Linked DNA regions of Homo sapiens: region 2 is linked to region 1. The links are chromatin loops, found by intact Hi-C in ENCODE. Cell type or tissue: IMR-90. All regions are shown on one strand.

Region 1 (8,000 bases):
CAAGGACCACCAAAGATTCACAACCAACATCCGACAGGAGAGCTTTGACCATCTAGTTGGCCAGAGGGCACCAGCACTGGATGACATGTGTACCAGCCTCTAACCCTGCACGCTTTCTCCAGATTCATCTGTCACTCTGGACCTAATTCCAGAGGAATTTTTATAAAGTAACCATCAAGTTAGGAAAGATGTGTAGCCAGGAAGTAGGGAGAAAGCCAACTGTGCCTCCAACCTCCCCGCCAGTCTCTTGGGCCTGGTTAGGCCAATGCTAGGGGAAGGAAGAAGCTTGGCATCATATGAGCATCCAGAATTTGTATTATAACAGTGGAAGAATTATGTAATAATTAGACTGAACCAGGCTAATAATTTATGGCAAATGAAAGGATATGTGTGAGTATCTAAGACCTCATCAAAAGTCCCTAGCATCCCCCAGGGTAGAAAAATAACTGTCTTCCAGAACTTTAGCCTTTATCTGACAAATCCAAAGCAGTAAGTAAACCAGCTGTATTTGAAACGTTAGCTAGGGAGAGATTTGGATCTTTAGAATTAGAAAGCAAACCTTTGTGTAGTGGGCAATAAGATATATTGCTTTGTGCCAGCTTTGGGGGGAAGCTCTGTTATTAATTCTATTTTGAATATGGAGACTCTAATAATGAGGAAAGAAACCATGCTAGTTGTCTGTGAAAATTGATGAGCTGAAATCCTGGAGATAGAATTCCTTGAGAGCCAACCTAGTCCTACCCTGTGACTGATTTTCCTTCTGGGCATGACTTAATCACTTGGCTTCTTTATAGCCATATCCTGGCCCAGATGGTTACCACGTTTCACTGTATGAATCTTATACCAATTTGCAAACTCATTGAATTTGCATTCTATCTGTGTTGGTTAATATTTGAGTGTCAACTTGATTGGATTGAAGGATGCAAAGTATTGTTCCTGGGTGTGTCTGTGAGGGTGTTGCCAAAGGAAATTAACATTTGAGTCAGTGGACTGGGAGAGGCCGACTCACCCTCAATCTGGGTGGACACCATCTAATCAGCTGCCAGCACGGCTAGGATAAAAGCAGACAGAGGAACGCGGAAGGACTTGACTTGCTGAGTCTTCTGGCCTTCATCTTTCTCCCATGCTGGATGCTTCCTACCCTCAAACACTGGACTCCAAGTTCTTCAGCTTTTGGACTCTTAGACTTACACCAGTGGTTTGCCAGGGGCTCTAAGGCCTTTGGCCACATACTGAAGGCTGCACTGCAGGCTTCCCTGCTTTTGAGGTTTTGGGACTCGGACTGGCTTCCTTGCTCCTCAGCTTGCAGATGGCCTACTGTGGGACTTCACCTTGTGATCATGTGAGTCAATACTCCTTAATAAACTCCCATTCATATATACATCTATCTTATTAGTCCTGTCCCTCTGGAGAATCCTGATTAATACACTGTCCTTCATTTTTCTGTTGGTTCCCTTCTTGCTTACACTTATTTTAGAAGCCAGTCTCTTCCCATATACTTGGAGAAATAGAAACTTTTCAGAAAAGGTCTGAGAAAGATATTATTTCTGGTCTCAAAGAGTTCACCTTCTAGTTAGAGTGAGAGACTGGACTTGCCTAGACTTCTCACATATGTATTCTTGTTCCTGAGCCTCTTAGGTGGGTTTGTGTCCTGCTTTCTGCAAGTACATCGCAACTTGGTCTCTGCCTCAGTCACCCCAGGGAACTCTGAGTTCCATATGCTCTGTGTGCACAGCAAGGACCTCTGTGTGCACAGCAAGGGCCTCTGTGGGCCTGACTCCCTGAAACAGGGGCAACACTGCCATCCTCTTCTTAGTCAGCTACATGAGTTCAACTACTTCCCCACTCTCTGCCTCCTCCCTGTCCTTCTGTCTTCCAAAGGGAGAATTTTACCAGACCAGTTCCAACAGTAAACACAGGTCCCTTTGAAGCATTTTCCCATCAATGTTGGATACCTTGGCTCATCCCCTTCAGCCTATCCACTGAGTGGTCCACCTCTAGTTTGGTGACTGCTTTTATTGTATGGCTAACTTTTAGTTAGTAATTAATTCATTAATCACAATTGTTTTCTATATTTGTCATAAAGGATTATTCATCTGTGTTTTTCCCTTCTCAGTCTTCATTCATCCATTCATACAGTCACTCACTCATTCATTCATCAGAATTCATTACTGAGTTCCTCCTTTTGTAAGGTCACACCCTACAAGCTGGGGGAGACAGAGATGAAGTCAGTGGTTCTGTCTCGGCTTATGATTATAGTCACCTGAGAATCTTCAAAAAAGAAAAAAAAAAAGATGCATTGCCCTGGCCCCATCTCCAGAGATTCCAAATGAATGAGTCTGGGGCAGCTCCTGAGCATCAGTGATTTTTAAAAGATTCCTGGGTGATCTGAAAGTGCAGCTAAGACTGAGGACCATGAGGAGATGAGGGCACGAATAACATGGATTAAAATGAAAAGGCAAGGCTATCCTGAACACTTCAGAGGGACTGCTCTCAGGAAAGCCTCCCAGCAGGCCTGCACCCTTGGCCTGCACAGGACTGACAGCCCTTCTATCTCTGCTCAGCCCCATTGACCACAAATTTAGCCACTGCTCAGGCGAGAGATGTGGCACATCTGACTCAAACTGAGCAAAGAGAAGACGGTAGCATGACTAACTTTCTCTCAGCTGAACAATAATGGTACCACCTTTCTCGAGGGAGTGTGCATTTTGAGAAACTGTGCGGCTGCCGCCCACCCAAGCTCAGGAGTCCCAACGCTTGGGCAGAGAAGATTTTGAGGCAGGTCTAAATGTCTCTAAAATTTGTATGGCTATAAAAAAGGAGGAGTTCATGTCCTTTGCAGGGACACGGATGAAGCTGGAAACCATCATTCTCAGCAAAATATCACAAGAACAGAAAACCGAACACCGCATGTTCTCACTCGTAAGTGGGAGTTGAACAATGAGAACACATGGACACAGGGAAGGGAACATCGCACACCGGGGCCTGTTGGGGAGTGGGGGACTGGGGGAGGGATAGCGTTAGGAGAAACACCTAATGTAAATGATGAGTTGATGGGTGCAGCAAACCAACATGGCACATGCATATCTATGTAACAAACCTTCACGTTCTGCACATGTACCCTAACACTTAAAGTACAATAAAAAATAAATAAAATAAAATAAAATCTGTATGGCTAGGTGAGGGTAATAGCTTACACTTCAAGGGAGGCCGATGTAATTCTGGAGATGTGACAGGCGGTTGCTGAGATGTTTAAAGGAGTAAGCAGAAAAGAAGGAAATTGAGGACATCCCGGCCTTCTCCGGGTCTTTCTGCTTCTGTGACAGGATGTAGAGTTAAAATCATGAGAGGACTGCAAGCCCTGCCCCTTCACATTCCTCCAAGCACTGAGAAATCCTATCTGGTCCCCTTCTCTGCTTTGTCAGGCTGAGGCCTGGCCTCTCTGTCCTGCAGGTGCACGGGTGTAAGAAAAGGACTGGAGCCCGTGTGAATAAACTGCTGAGAATCAGCCCTTCCTCCCATGGAAATCATATATTGGCTGGGGCTCCAGGGTATGCTTTGTGCTCCAGCGGTAAGATTTATTTCTTTTCCTTCTCTGTAGAAAATTCCCCTCTCATGGTGGCACAGGGAGAAAATAATGTCCTAAAAGTGGAGACAGACTGGGGCAAGCAGATGGCTGCGAAGGCGCCATTTCTCTGTGTGTCCAGCAGGGGGCGCCGATGACAAGCGCGCGGGCTGCGAGGCCGCACAGACTCTTACGCAACGATGAGGGCGCAGGCTCGCGGGCCAAGGATGCTGACGCAGGCCTGAGTCCGGAAAAGACCCGCACATCTGGGGCCCAAGTGGCCCATTTCCCCAGAGGCGAGCAAGGACTCTCAGGAATCGTCATCCTTCCCATGAAATCCTGGAAACTGCTTAGTTGAGTTTCTGGTTGACTTGCGCTGCGTGCAGCTGGCAGCTGCCGGTGAACCCAGTGACACTGGTTCAGTGCTCATGTTTGTTTTCCAAAAGGGGCTGCCCTGATTTTTGTTTTTTTAAGACTAAATAATAATAGTCATCATAGGCACCCTTTTCTGAACAGCCCCTCTATGCCTTCCCGGTGCTAGGGGTTTGATGCTGATTGTGTATGTTCCCCTGCTGTGTGTGTTTCATCCTCTCATCCTGCAGCAAGGAGCCCCACCAGTGCCTCCCATCAGACCTCCCTGCTGTGTTCAATGCAACTTGCTTTTAAAAGGGAGCCAGGGAGAAAGGGACGGAAGGAGGGAAGAGGAGAGGACACCAATCCCTTCCCAGATTCATTCTACCTGTCAAAGCGAGAGAAAGCTTGTGTTTGGAGAATGAACAGGAAACGATGTTATTTGATTGTCTTAAATCAGTTTCATCTTGCTGTTATTTTACTGTTTAAGGCTTCTGTTTGTTCTGTTTCGTTTTGTTTTCAATTTCCCTCAAATGCGTCAGTGATCTCTAGAATATTTCTGTATTCTAGAGAAGATTTGTGCTTAACAGGGAGAGAAAAGGTACAATGGGATTATTTCTGGTAAATAAGGCTGCTTTTTTAATCCCTTTGCTTTCTTAATTTTGTTAAAAGAAAAATTATGAAGTTATTTTTAAAAGAATTATAAGAATTCAAAACCAGGCTTCCTTCACTGAAGACATGTTAACTTAAAAATCTGGAAAATATAGATCTAGAAGAAAAAGCATAAACTGCACTTACAATCTCTTAGCCAAGCAATAATTGTTATTTAATTTAGTATATCAAGTAAGGATCTTTTTCTAATATTCTATATGCTATACTAGAAAGTGTTATAGTATTATACATAGATTAACAATCTATTGTTTTCTTTACTTAAAATATTTTGATAATTTTAAATATTTGCGCAGTGTTTATCATGTGTCATATAAATGTAACAAAATACATTCAGTTAATTTAATAAGGATGGATATTAAAGCTATTTTCACTATTTTTTTCTGTTTTTCTATTGTAAACATCACTAGGTCAATAACTTTTACATACATTTCTATTTCCTTGGGAAAAATCTCTAAAAGAAAAATTGAAGATCAGTGGATATTTAAAGCTACTCAGCATGTATTTGCAAATGGTCTTCTAGAAGCACCGAGCCAATTTGCGTTTTCACCAATGGTTAGGAGCCAATACCAGTAGAGTTCCTTTTCATGTGCTTTGACAATTTTATAGGTTGCAAATAGTATTTTATTGTTGTTCTAATTTGCATTCTTGTGTGTTTTTCTCTTGAATTTTTCAGACTCCTTTAAGGATCTTTCCAAAGGTCTTCAATTTTGATATAAGCAACAAAGAATAAGAGTGAGTAACAGCTAAAGAAACCAGGGAACTGTAGCGGTAGAGTGTAGCAGTGAAAATATTTAAGACTTGATGAAACAATGTCCCTTGCATAGACCGATGCTTTTATAGGCACTCCGGACCTGCAGTGGACTGTTTCTGTTCTCCCAAAATCCATACGTTGAAATCTAATCTTCAATGTGATGGTATCAGGAGGTAAGGCTGGGAGGTAATCAGGTCACAAGAGTGGAGCCCCCATGAATGGGATTAGTGCCCTTCTAAAAGAGGCCCCCAAGTGCTCCCTTGCCAGCTACTGGCTGAGGACACAGTGAGAAGACAGCTGTCTATGAGCCATGAAGTGAGCCCTCACCTGACATCAATTCTGCCAGCACCTTCATTTTAAACTTTCCAGCCTCCAGATCCGTGAGAAATAACTTTCTGTGTTTATAAGCCACCCAATGTATGTTTTGTTTTGTTTTTACAGCGGCCTGAATAGATTTACAGCCAAGAAAATTAGAGAGGGGATCCAGGTTGGAATTAGTCTTCAATCTGATTACTCAATTATGATGACTAAAAGCCCTACTGAGCACCAGAATTCTGGTGATTTTTTTTTCCCAAGGTAGCCTAACATAAGGCAAAATTGTAGCATGAAGGAAGGGGATGACTTCTGAGAAGGCTTTCTTCACCTTGTACAGAAACCCAGGAAGTGGGTTGTGGACACAGGTTTGCACATGTCACCTTGTGGTGTGCATATGTGCGTGCTCTTGGGAATGTCATCCCTCCTTATTTTACCTGCATGTGAAAGCAGCAGGAACCTGTGCTAGAAAACAGAGACAATTAGAAGATAGCTGTGCTTTGGGGAAGCAAGTCAATTGACTGAAAAACAATTTGCCAAATGTCCAATTTGTGAGATTGTAAGGATGTTTAGAAGATTTTCTTTTCCTCTTCACCCTATACTTTCCCTGTCCCTGTCTGTGAAGTTGGCCCAGACTATTTTGTTACAGAGGCAGGGTCATGTTCAGAAGCAGGCGCAGGAATTAAACTAAAACATAAGCAAAAACCCTCAATGAGTCAGTAAATTGGTCATTCATCAAGTTAATTTTAACAAATTGGCTTTCAACAAATTGGCCTGGAGCCCTACTTTGGCACCTTCTTCTGGAAATGTCTTCTTTTCCTCTTTTAGTCCTTTTCCGTTCAATGTTGTACTTCACCTAGACCTTGAGATTATGCCATTCACAATTATAATCTCAACATTCATCACTTGCCTTGGGAGGTACAGACTTAACTGTTGGCTGGCTAAACGTTTATGTGGAATCTTAGAGGACTTGTAACACTATTTAATGAAACACTCAAAACATTCAAAGTCTAAAGGGGGATGGTGATTTGGAAATAACTTCTCTTACCTATTCCTACCTGCCCTCTGGCTTCATTCATGGTCATAGGGCCTCAGTTTTTGGACAGAGAGCACCACCATTTTTGGCCATGCATTCTCTTTTTCCACAGCCCGTTTATATCCATCTGGTCACCACCTGCCAATGAAAAGTAAATAACAATGACTGCTCCCTCCACTGGCTTCTGTCCCTGGGGTGAATGGCCAGGAGTTTGAGCCACTGCTGGACAAGAGCCGTTGATTGCTTGAAGGCTGGCAAGGACAGCAGAGCCCTCATAGTGAACTGGCCTCTGCAGGAGAGAAAAAGGGATAAGCAGACATGCTGCACTGAGATTAGCTTCCTGCCAATTTCTCCTGAATTTTCCTAAAATAAAAGTGCATTTTCTTCCCAGCCTGATTACATTTCAAAAGCCCTCTTCTACTAGCACAGCCTTGGTAGATGCTGGACTCTAGAGAGGATTAAAGGTGGTGGGAATGGTAAGGATGGTGAATCCGGGATTAAAATTGCCCTGCCACACATTGGGTCAGAGCAAATATTTGTGAAGCTTGAGTTATTTGCAGTGCATCATTATGGTTTCTGTATGGGAAATGCCAAGTTATACTTCGATGTGCAGGGAGATAAAAATATATTTACCAACACAGGGTGTTATGTGTTAAATGGTAAGGTGCCAGAATGCTCATAAACTTGACCAGTACAAGGATGTTGTCAGAGGTGGTGTGGGAAGCAAAATTGTGGATCAGGTGCTGAAATGATTAAAGAAGATGGAAGACTGAGCTGACGACAGTATGCATTAATTAATGGAAAGGTATGGCCTGAAATGTAAAAGAGGAGATGTAGTTGAGTAAGAAGTGCAGCATCCTTTCATCTATCACACTGGAAATCCAGCAAAATCTGAGACCAAGTGACTATTTAAAGTCAACTATATAGAACTCCAGAGCTGGGGATGATTTATCTGCAGGAAGAAACCAGCTTTGCTCTGGGCTAAGAGTGAAAGCATATTAAATATGTAGCCTTTTAAAGAATCATATTTCTGTATCATCTATACATATATATATATACACACACACACACACTATTTCATATATATAATGGATTAAAGCAGATCATAACATAATAAATATCAAATTATTCATGTTCCTCTTTTGAGCCTCATTCTGCAGAAGGAACACTTTCACGCTTTAAAAAAGACAGGATCACCTCTGATCTATGAACCATTTTATTTCAAATACATCTTACTGTTACAATTTGGCCTACTGCTTGGTGGGGAAAGGCCTTTCCACGTTTCACTCACTGCAGAGCAATCCAGCTTTCCT
Region 2 (8,000 bases), 430 kb after region 1:
GCTGTGGTTCAAATAATCAAAATGGAAGTGAAATTACCCGGAAATTATGATGTGCTATTCATATATGGCTCTAGGAAGTGTAGGTGTGGAACTTGTTATTTACTTGGTAGAATGGATTAGTGAACCCCCAAAATATATTCCACAAAGACTAGTTTTTCTTATATTTATGATTCGTTTGGTGGAAAAGGTATGTCATAGTGAAAGAAGTTTTAGAAATACTGAATTAAAGATGAGCATTTTTCTTCACTTTAAGATTCAACAGGTTATTTTTGACTACCAAAAACAAACAAAAGGTGATAGGTCCCTTTAATCTCACTTTTATGAGTCTCAAACATTTCCCTGGCAGTCAGACAACCTGTAATCTAATTGTAAGTGCTATGTGTGAAATACCTTGTGGAGATTCCTTTTCTCTGAGACTTAAGCTTTATTACTTGTAAAATGGCAAGATTGAACAGGATTTTTAAGCTACAAAGTTTAGTGAATATGTGAAAATTAAGCAGGATTTGGTTCCATATAATGACTCTGCGGTTATTTCCTTTCAGTGGGCCATAGATTCTGCATCTCTGTATGGTACATCTAGGAGTAAGCTGTTTCTCTTTTGGCTTGTTTCTCTCCCATGGCAGATAGGGTTTCATTACTTAGGAGGGAATAACTTCGACAGTATTGGCATGGCTCAGATTCTTACCCTGAAGCACTCATCTTGGTTTTGTAATTTCCTGGGCCAGGGCCTCACAGGACCTCCCCTGTAGCGCAGGGTTGAGGGTGATGTGTTGCAGAGTAAGATTTTCTGTGATTGTCAGCTTTACCAGAATCAGATGGTTTCCTAAGGAAATGGAGGTGCTAGACCAGGGGTGCCTTCCTATATTAGAAGGAGGAGAATTATCTAGGACCACGCATAAAATACACTAACACTAATGATAGCTGATGAGCTAAAAAAAAAAAATGTCATAATGTTTTAAGAAAATTTTCTAATTTGTGTTGGGCCACATTCAAAGCTGTCCTGGGCTACATGTGGCCTGCAGGCCATGGGTTGGACAAGCTTGTGCTAGACAGTCAAAACCCATAGATTTTTATTATAGGAAATGATATTTTAAATTTAGTTTCTGAAGCTTATTCATCAATGTAATCAATCTACTTATCAAAAAGTAAACCAAGATTGGGGAACTTTTATTCTGTTGAAGGTCACTGAGGGAAAAATAAAATTCAAATTCACCTAAGTACGTCAGCTTAATATGTTAAGGATGAGACGTGTAAAGAATTCCATTAATCTGCTTTTAAGATTCACCTGAAATCTAAAACATTCAGTAAATAATAAAATTATACCTCAGTTCCTTATGATTCATCACAAACCTTTCCCCAGTTTATGTATTTGAAAAGACTTACCAGACTCCACAGAGCATACTCAAACAAGACCATGATTTAAAGGCGAAGGATATGATACAGGAGGAGAAAGAGAATGCAGGCAGGTATTCTGAAACATCCCTCCCCTATGTGAGCTCCCAGTGAGCACTTACACACGAGGATTGTGCTGAGTCCACCTCGAGTCACCAAGATCTGGCTTCTGAAGAGCTCCAGAGAAACTCTCAGGAAGGCCCTTGTAATGATCAAGCCAGTCTTGCTAATAAATCAACTAGGCCGTTTGCCAACCTGCAGCAAAACTATACACTGGTGGTTACCAGGGAAGTTTTGGGCCTTAAACAACACATCATAAATCCCACTGTCCTTTTCTTGGCCAAAAGTAAAAAAACAGATGTTCAGGGGTCCAAGTCCAGCCGTAAATCAACTTTGTACACTCATTTAGGAGGGAACAACCCTCCTCCCCATTGCAGACTAGTATTATTAGCAATGTGGCTCTTCAGTTTGTCTTTTTATTTTCTAGAACATCACTGTCCAATAGAAAGGTAACGTGAGCTGCGTGTGTGATTCTAAATTTGCTAGTAACCATGTTAAAAACAGTAAAAAGAAACAGGTAAAACTAATTTTAATAACATATTCTTTAATCCCAAATATGCAAACTATTAGTTCATGATGTAATCAACGTATAAAATTGAGATATTTTATTCTTTTTTTGTACTAAATCTTTGAAATCTAGTGTGTATTTAGCACATCTTAACTTGGACTAGATACATTTTACGTGTCCCGCTGTCCGTGCATTTTGAGTGCACGGTAGACTTACGGCTACCCTATTGGATAGCCACGCTAGACTGAGAACATAACTGCAGTGTAACAAGCATAACACTTAAAATATGTTCCTCATCCTAACTGGCAAAATTAAAACTTTAGAAAGCAACTGTTTTTGTCAGTAATCTTTATTCATTTTAAATGAATCTTTATTCATTGAATAAACATTGAGCACCTCCTACCTACCAGAGATTAAATACTGAAAATATACTGTCCTGAAGAGCTCATCATCAAGTGAATAAAAATGATCTATAAACTGATAAATATAATACATTGTGATAAGTGCTGATAAAGGCATGTATAACATGATATGGAAACAAATAAGTGGTGACTGGTTTTGGGTAAAAGGTGTTGGACTATTTCACAAATTCAGGGTATATGAACTTGGTCTTAAAGGATGATACTGGTGGTATAAGGTAGCAAAGAGCAGGGCAAAGTTATCTTAGAAGGCACAAAGGCACAAAGACATAAACAAAAGTGGGGTGTTCTTGGAAAACTGCTAATAGTTTAATATGACCAGAGTTTAAAACGCCTTTGGGCAAGTAGCAGGAAGTGAAAACAGAACCATGTACAGAGGCAAGATTATATATCAAAGTATGATAAAAAGTTTGAACTTCATAATGGAGACCTAGTAATTGAGTTTTTAGTGAGAAGCATTAAGTTTACATCTTAAAAATATCACTTTAATGATAGTACATCAGGTGGGCTGGAGGCAGAAGAGGGTGGCTAATTAGGAAGCTTTGCATTAATAAATAATGGAGATTTTATTAGAGGAAATGGGAAGAAATGGACATGTATGAATGAAATTCTGGAATTAGAATCAATAGGACTTAAACCAATTATTTGAGGCTTGGTGGTTTGAGGGGTGGGGAAATAGGCCATAGTAAGAAGGAGAAATCAGATGTGGCATGGAAGTTTATGTGAGTTATTAAGTGAGGTTTTATAATTAATCAGATCTTTTAACTGACTGGTCAAGGTAGTTCACGGATAGTTAAAAGAACAAGCACGTATTTTTGTTCCTCTGGTGGCATAGCATTTAAGAAGTAAAATGACACCTAGTGGTGAAATCCCCTAAATGTCTTTCCATTTATATGTGCTTAAAATCATGGGTAGTACCTTATTATTTGATTTGATTTAGAAAATGCTTAGCCTAGAATTATAGATGAATAAATAAACCTATCTAGACCATAAGCAGTAATCAGAGACATTATTTAAAACATCTTGGTTGGAAAGATATCAGAATATGCAGACCAAGGATTTGTTGGGTTTTTTTCAAGCAAAATTAATACAGGATGATCACTCTAAACACTGCAACATTTTTCATTTACAGAGAAAATGAAACTACTCTATTAACATCCTCTCAGAGGGACAGAAGTAAAAGTTAACTTCTAAAGGAATAGAAATCAGACTGACTTAGACTTGTAAGTCTGAATGTTAGAACACAATAGAGCAATATCAAGGGACTATTGAGCAAGAAGAAAGTTAAGAATTTTGTACCTAGCCAGGTTTTTTGCAAGATATAGAAGCTCAGGCTTGGAAGCGTTTAGCAAATACCATCTAATGTCCTTTAGAATTTGTTCCAACCTCTGAAAGATTGATGTTGAATATTGAAGTAAGTTAAAGGAGTTATTTCTGAATAATTGTTTCACTTCATAAAACAAAATCATGTTTGAACCTAAATGTAAAATTTGTGTCTATAATTCTAAATTCTGTCAGCCTGACTCTCCCACTAGAACTCTGCATGGTAGAAAGAGGATAAAAGCCAGCTGACCTTCTTCAGAGCAAACATTTAAATTTTTTACTGAAAGGTCATATACATCTCTATATAGATTGGAATAGAGGTTGAAGTTCTTAATTTATTCCTTGTATAACACAAGGGACTACTTTTCAGATTTAAGCCTCCTTTTTTCGATACCTTTTATTTTCCTTGCAATTCTCTCTCCCACCTCAACAATCCTTTCCTTTCTTCTGGCAGTTCTTTCCAGTTCCTTGGTCACTTCTGTCACTTCTTGGTTCCTGTAAATTGGGCTGCTAGAGATTCAAGATTCCCTGTACAACCATTTCTTCATAAGGAGGGGAAAGGGATTATTCTCTAGGATCTTAAATTAAGACAGGATTCAATGTTCCATTACCAGTCAGTGTACAAGTATATATTTATAAAAATTTAATATGGGTGATATTTCATACTAGTGAGGAGAGAATGATGGTTCAATAAATTGAGCTGGCAAGTAAATATTTATGTCAAAACTCATCTGATTGTACACTTTAAGTAGTGTACTTTTGTTTAGCAGTTATAGCTCAGTAGAGCTATTAAACTAGCACTCAGATGATTGATAGCTTATTAATTATTAAGAGGAAAATGTCTTCCCTGTATCAAAATACACATCAGAAAATAATTAATGTAATAAATGAATCTATTCTAAATTATAAGAAAAAGCAGATTTATGTGATTTTGGTGTGGGGAAGAACTTTCCAAGCGTAAAACCAAAGAGGGGAGGGACCAAAAAGACGGATAGTTTTTTTCATACACATGTATCATTATACATAAATGAGATCCTATCATACCAGTTCCTTCTCCCTCAGCCTTTTCCCATGTTAGCAGCCCAATCTCCTTTCTTGTCCCACCAGGTAAGCTATGTCAAAAATCTTACAGATATTCTTCTAAAATATAGGTATTTCTAAAATCATGTGTATTAACACATACACACAAATAAACATGAGATTATTTTTCTGATCATTGTTTTACAAAAATTAGGATTATGTTAGTGTTTTTGCATCTTTAAAATTTTTTAAAATTTTTGTGAGTACATACTAGATATATATATTTATGAGGTACATGAGATATTTTGATACAGGCATACAGTGTGAAATAAGCACATCATAGAGAATGGGGTATTAATCCCCTCAAACATTTATCGTTTGAGTTACAATAGGGTGACTATAGTTCAATAATAACTTAATTGTACATTTTTTTTTTTTTTTTTTTTTTTTTTGAGACGGAGTCTCGCTCTGTCGCCCAGGCTGGAGTGCAGTGGCGGGATCTCGGCTCACTGCAAGCTCCGCCTCCCGGGTTCATGCCATTCTCCTGCCTCAGCCTCCCAAGTAGCTGGGACTACAGGCGCCCGCCACTACGCCCGGCTAATTTTTTGTATTTTTAGTAGAGACGGGGTTTCACCGTTTTAGCCGGGATGGTCTCGATCTCCTGACCTCGTGATCCGCCCGCCTCGGCCTCCCAAAGTGCTGGGATTACAGGCGTGAGCCACCGCGCCCGGCCTGTACATTTTAAAGTAACTTTTAAAGAGTGGAACTGGATTGTTTGTAACTCCTTTTTTGCATCTTAATCACTGTACTTTAGGAAGATTCCTCCAAATGTTCTGGCATTTCTTTTATGTTAATGGCTGTGTCAGAGCCAGTTGTTTGTATCACAACTTATTCAGCTATTTCAAATTAATGGGCATTCCCTTTGTTTTCATTTCTTAAACATTGCAAATTATGCTGCAGCTACCATCTTTGTACATATGCCATAGGAATTGGTCCTTTTGTTTCTATGGAATAAATACTTCAGAGTACAATTTCCACCCCGAAATATTGAAGTTTTATTATTTCTAATAAATGTTCTCAAACCATTTTTCAAAAAAAGCTATATTCTTCAGATTTCTACCAGCCATGTATGAGTATCCCTTTTCCAGTGTCCTTGCCAGTGATAGGTGTTATGAGTCATTTTACTTTTTTTTTTTCTTCCTGTTTGCTCAGGATCTCAAAGTCGGCCAGAAATGAGTGACTGGGGCCTTCTCCTTTCCTCACTCTTTCCTGGGCAGGCAGCCTTTTAGACCGCCATGAATGTGTCTAGTTCTCGGAGCTTTTCTTTTAAATTTCTGCCTGAGTTCCATTTGCCTCAACTGAAACTACAGCCTTAGGCAGCTGTAATACTTCCAACAGATTGCTATTGTTCTGGAATGCCCTGGGGGTAGGGATTTTTGTCTCCCATATTTGAGGTCTGTGTCAAATGAGACAGCCACAGCACTTTGGGAATAGAGTTCCAGGGAGCTGCAGGTTCACACAAAATGTTGATTGTGCTGTAGCAAAAGTGGTTTTAACAGAGCTCCAAGAAAACTTCAGTCCTCTCTGTTGGCTGATACTACTGCATTTTCATGGCTAGCCTACCACTGAGCTGGGTAGCTAGGGGATAGAAATAGACCTTCCTTAAAAATACCACAGTCCCCTGTCCCCGAACCCCTCATGTTACTGAAGTTCAGTAGTATCTATTGGGTAGATGATTTTTCATCTTGTTAGTGGCTTGGTCATTCTCCAGAGTTTTAAAATGTTTAACTTTAGTTGTTTTAATAGTACTTTCATTTTTGTGGGAGAGCAAGTTCATCGAGGTCCTCCTGTTACTGGTGGCATATATCTGAGTTACCAGTAGTATATCTGTATGGGTCTGCAGTAACCTCAATTCTTGCCTCCTCAGAAGAAAGAATTCAACTGAGGAGCATAAAGAAAAAAAGAGACCAAGGCAAGTTTCAGAGCAGGAGTGGAAGTTTATTAAAAAGGCTTTAGAACAGGGAAGAAACACTTGAAAGAGATCCAGGTGGGCAACTTGGAAAACAAGTGCAGTGTTTAACTCTGACCCTAGGACTTCATAGGCTTGCCCCTTTCCCATGATTCTTCCCTTAGGGTGTGCTGCCCCTATGTGTGGTGCCCTCCTTACCCTTGGTAGGTGAACACGTGCAGTGTGTTTAGGAATTCGTACACACGTCCATCTGAGGCTTCCCTCTGTTTTCCAGTGGAGTGCCCCCCGAAGGTCATACTCCACCATTTTGTTACTTACTGCCCATGCCTGGGAAGTTGCGTCTCCCTGGCGCTTGCATTCAGTTAACACTTTAGTGCAGCAGGTGTGGACCATCAGGAAATGGGTTCTCCCTGGCGCCGGCTGCCAATATCACTTTTAGTGAGGCAGTGTGATAATTGTCAAACCATCATCTGACATTTCTAGAGCCCTCTCCTGCCCCACTCATGCCTACCTACCTATGATATTCACTGTATCATCTTGGAAGTTGATCTTTTTGGTAGTTTCCCTAGCCATTCATAGACATTTAGTCTACTGGGTGAACTTTAAGATCGCTTTGTCCAAATTCAAGAAAAGCTGTTGAGATTCTAATTACATTACATTTATAAATTAATTTTGGAAGAACCGATATTTTAGGATTTCATATTTTCTTAAATTGCAACATATTAAGGCTGATAGACTTGATTATTTAGATGTGTATTTCTGTACAATTTTTTTTAATTTGTAGGAATTCGCTAGGGAAAATATTTGCAACATACATGATTGACAGAATGTTAATAAGCCTGGACAGTAAAATTTATTTTCTAATACAAGGAAGATGACGTAGAAGCATTGATAAAGAACAGCAAGCTATTTTTTAAAAGAAGTATACATGACCAGTTAGGGATCCAAACACATCAGATTAAAATAAGTTACTCTTTTTATTTAACAATCAGCAAAAAGAAAAAAAAAAACATTGCTAGGGGAGGATATGGCAAAATACGGTCTTACGCTGCTGATAGAACTATAAATTGGCACAACCTATCTAGAATAAAACTTTACCCAGATATACTATATGCCAAACAATGTTTGTCACCAGGGATACCACAACAGAAAACAAATACACTAAAAATGTTCGCTTTCCTGGCCGGGTGCAGTGGCTCATGCCTGTAATCCCAGCACTTCAGGAGACTGCGGCGGGCAGCTCCCTTGAGCCCAGAGTTTGAGACCAGCCTGGGTAACATGGTAAAACCCCATCTGTCATCTCTACAAA

The links. Peaks named below come from ENCODE experiments on the same cell type or tissue, not always from the same donor. Only the 100,000 strongest peaks of a DNase experiment are listed, where the experiment ranks them.
Region 2: a loop joins it to region 1, with 5 times the contacts of the local background. A loop is called at or near these places in 83 of 110 quality-filtered maps.

Annotation. Positions count from the first base shown.
Region 1 is chr6:146,853,919-146,861,918 of GRCh38, forward strand. STXBP5-AS1 (STXBP5 antisense RNA 1) reads right to left here. Exons shown (of 11, transcript NR_034115.1): 8 at 6,700-6,825. Among named protein-coding and RNA genes, the nearest start is that of ADGB, 260 kb to the left of the region's middle. RefSeq lists an enhancer at 3,854-4,013. In IMR-90, a CTCF peak has its summit at 3,714 (motif pointing right); a DNase peak (open chromatin) is centred at 3,813; H3K4me3 peaks cover 220 bases; H3K27ac peaks cover 653 bases.
Region 2 is chr6:147,282,047-147,290,046 of GRCh38, forward strand. All of the region lies in intron 8 of STXBP5 (syntaxin binding protein 5), which reads left to right. Among named protein-coding and RNA genes, the nearest start is that of STXBP5-AS1, 81 kb to the left of the region's middle. In IMR-90, a CTCF peak has its summit at 3,231 (motif pointing left); DNase peaks (open chromatin) are centred at 1,615, 3,225 and 5,925.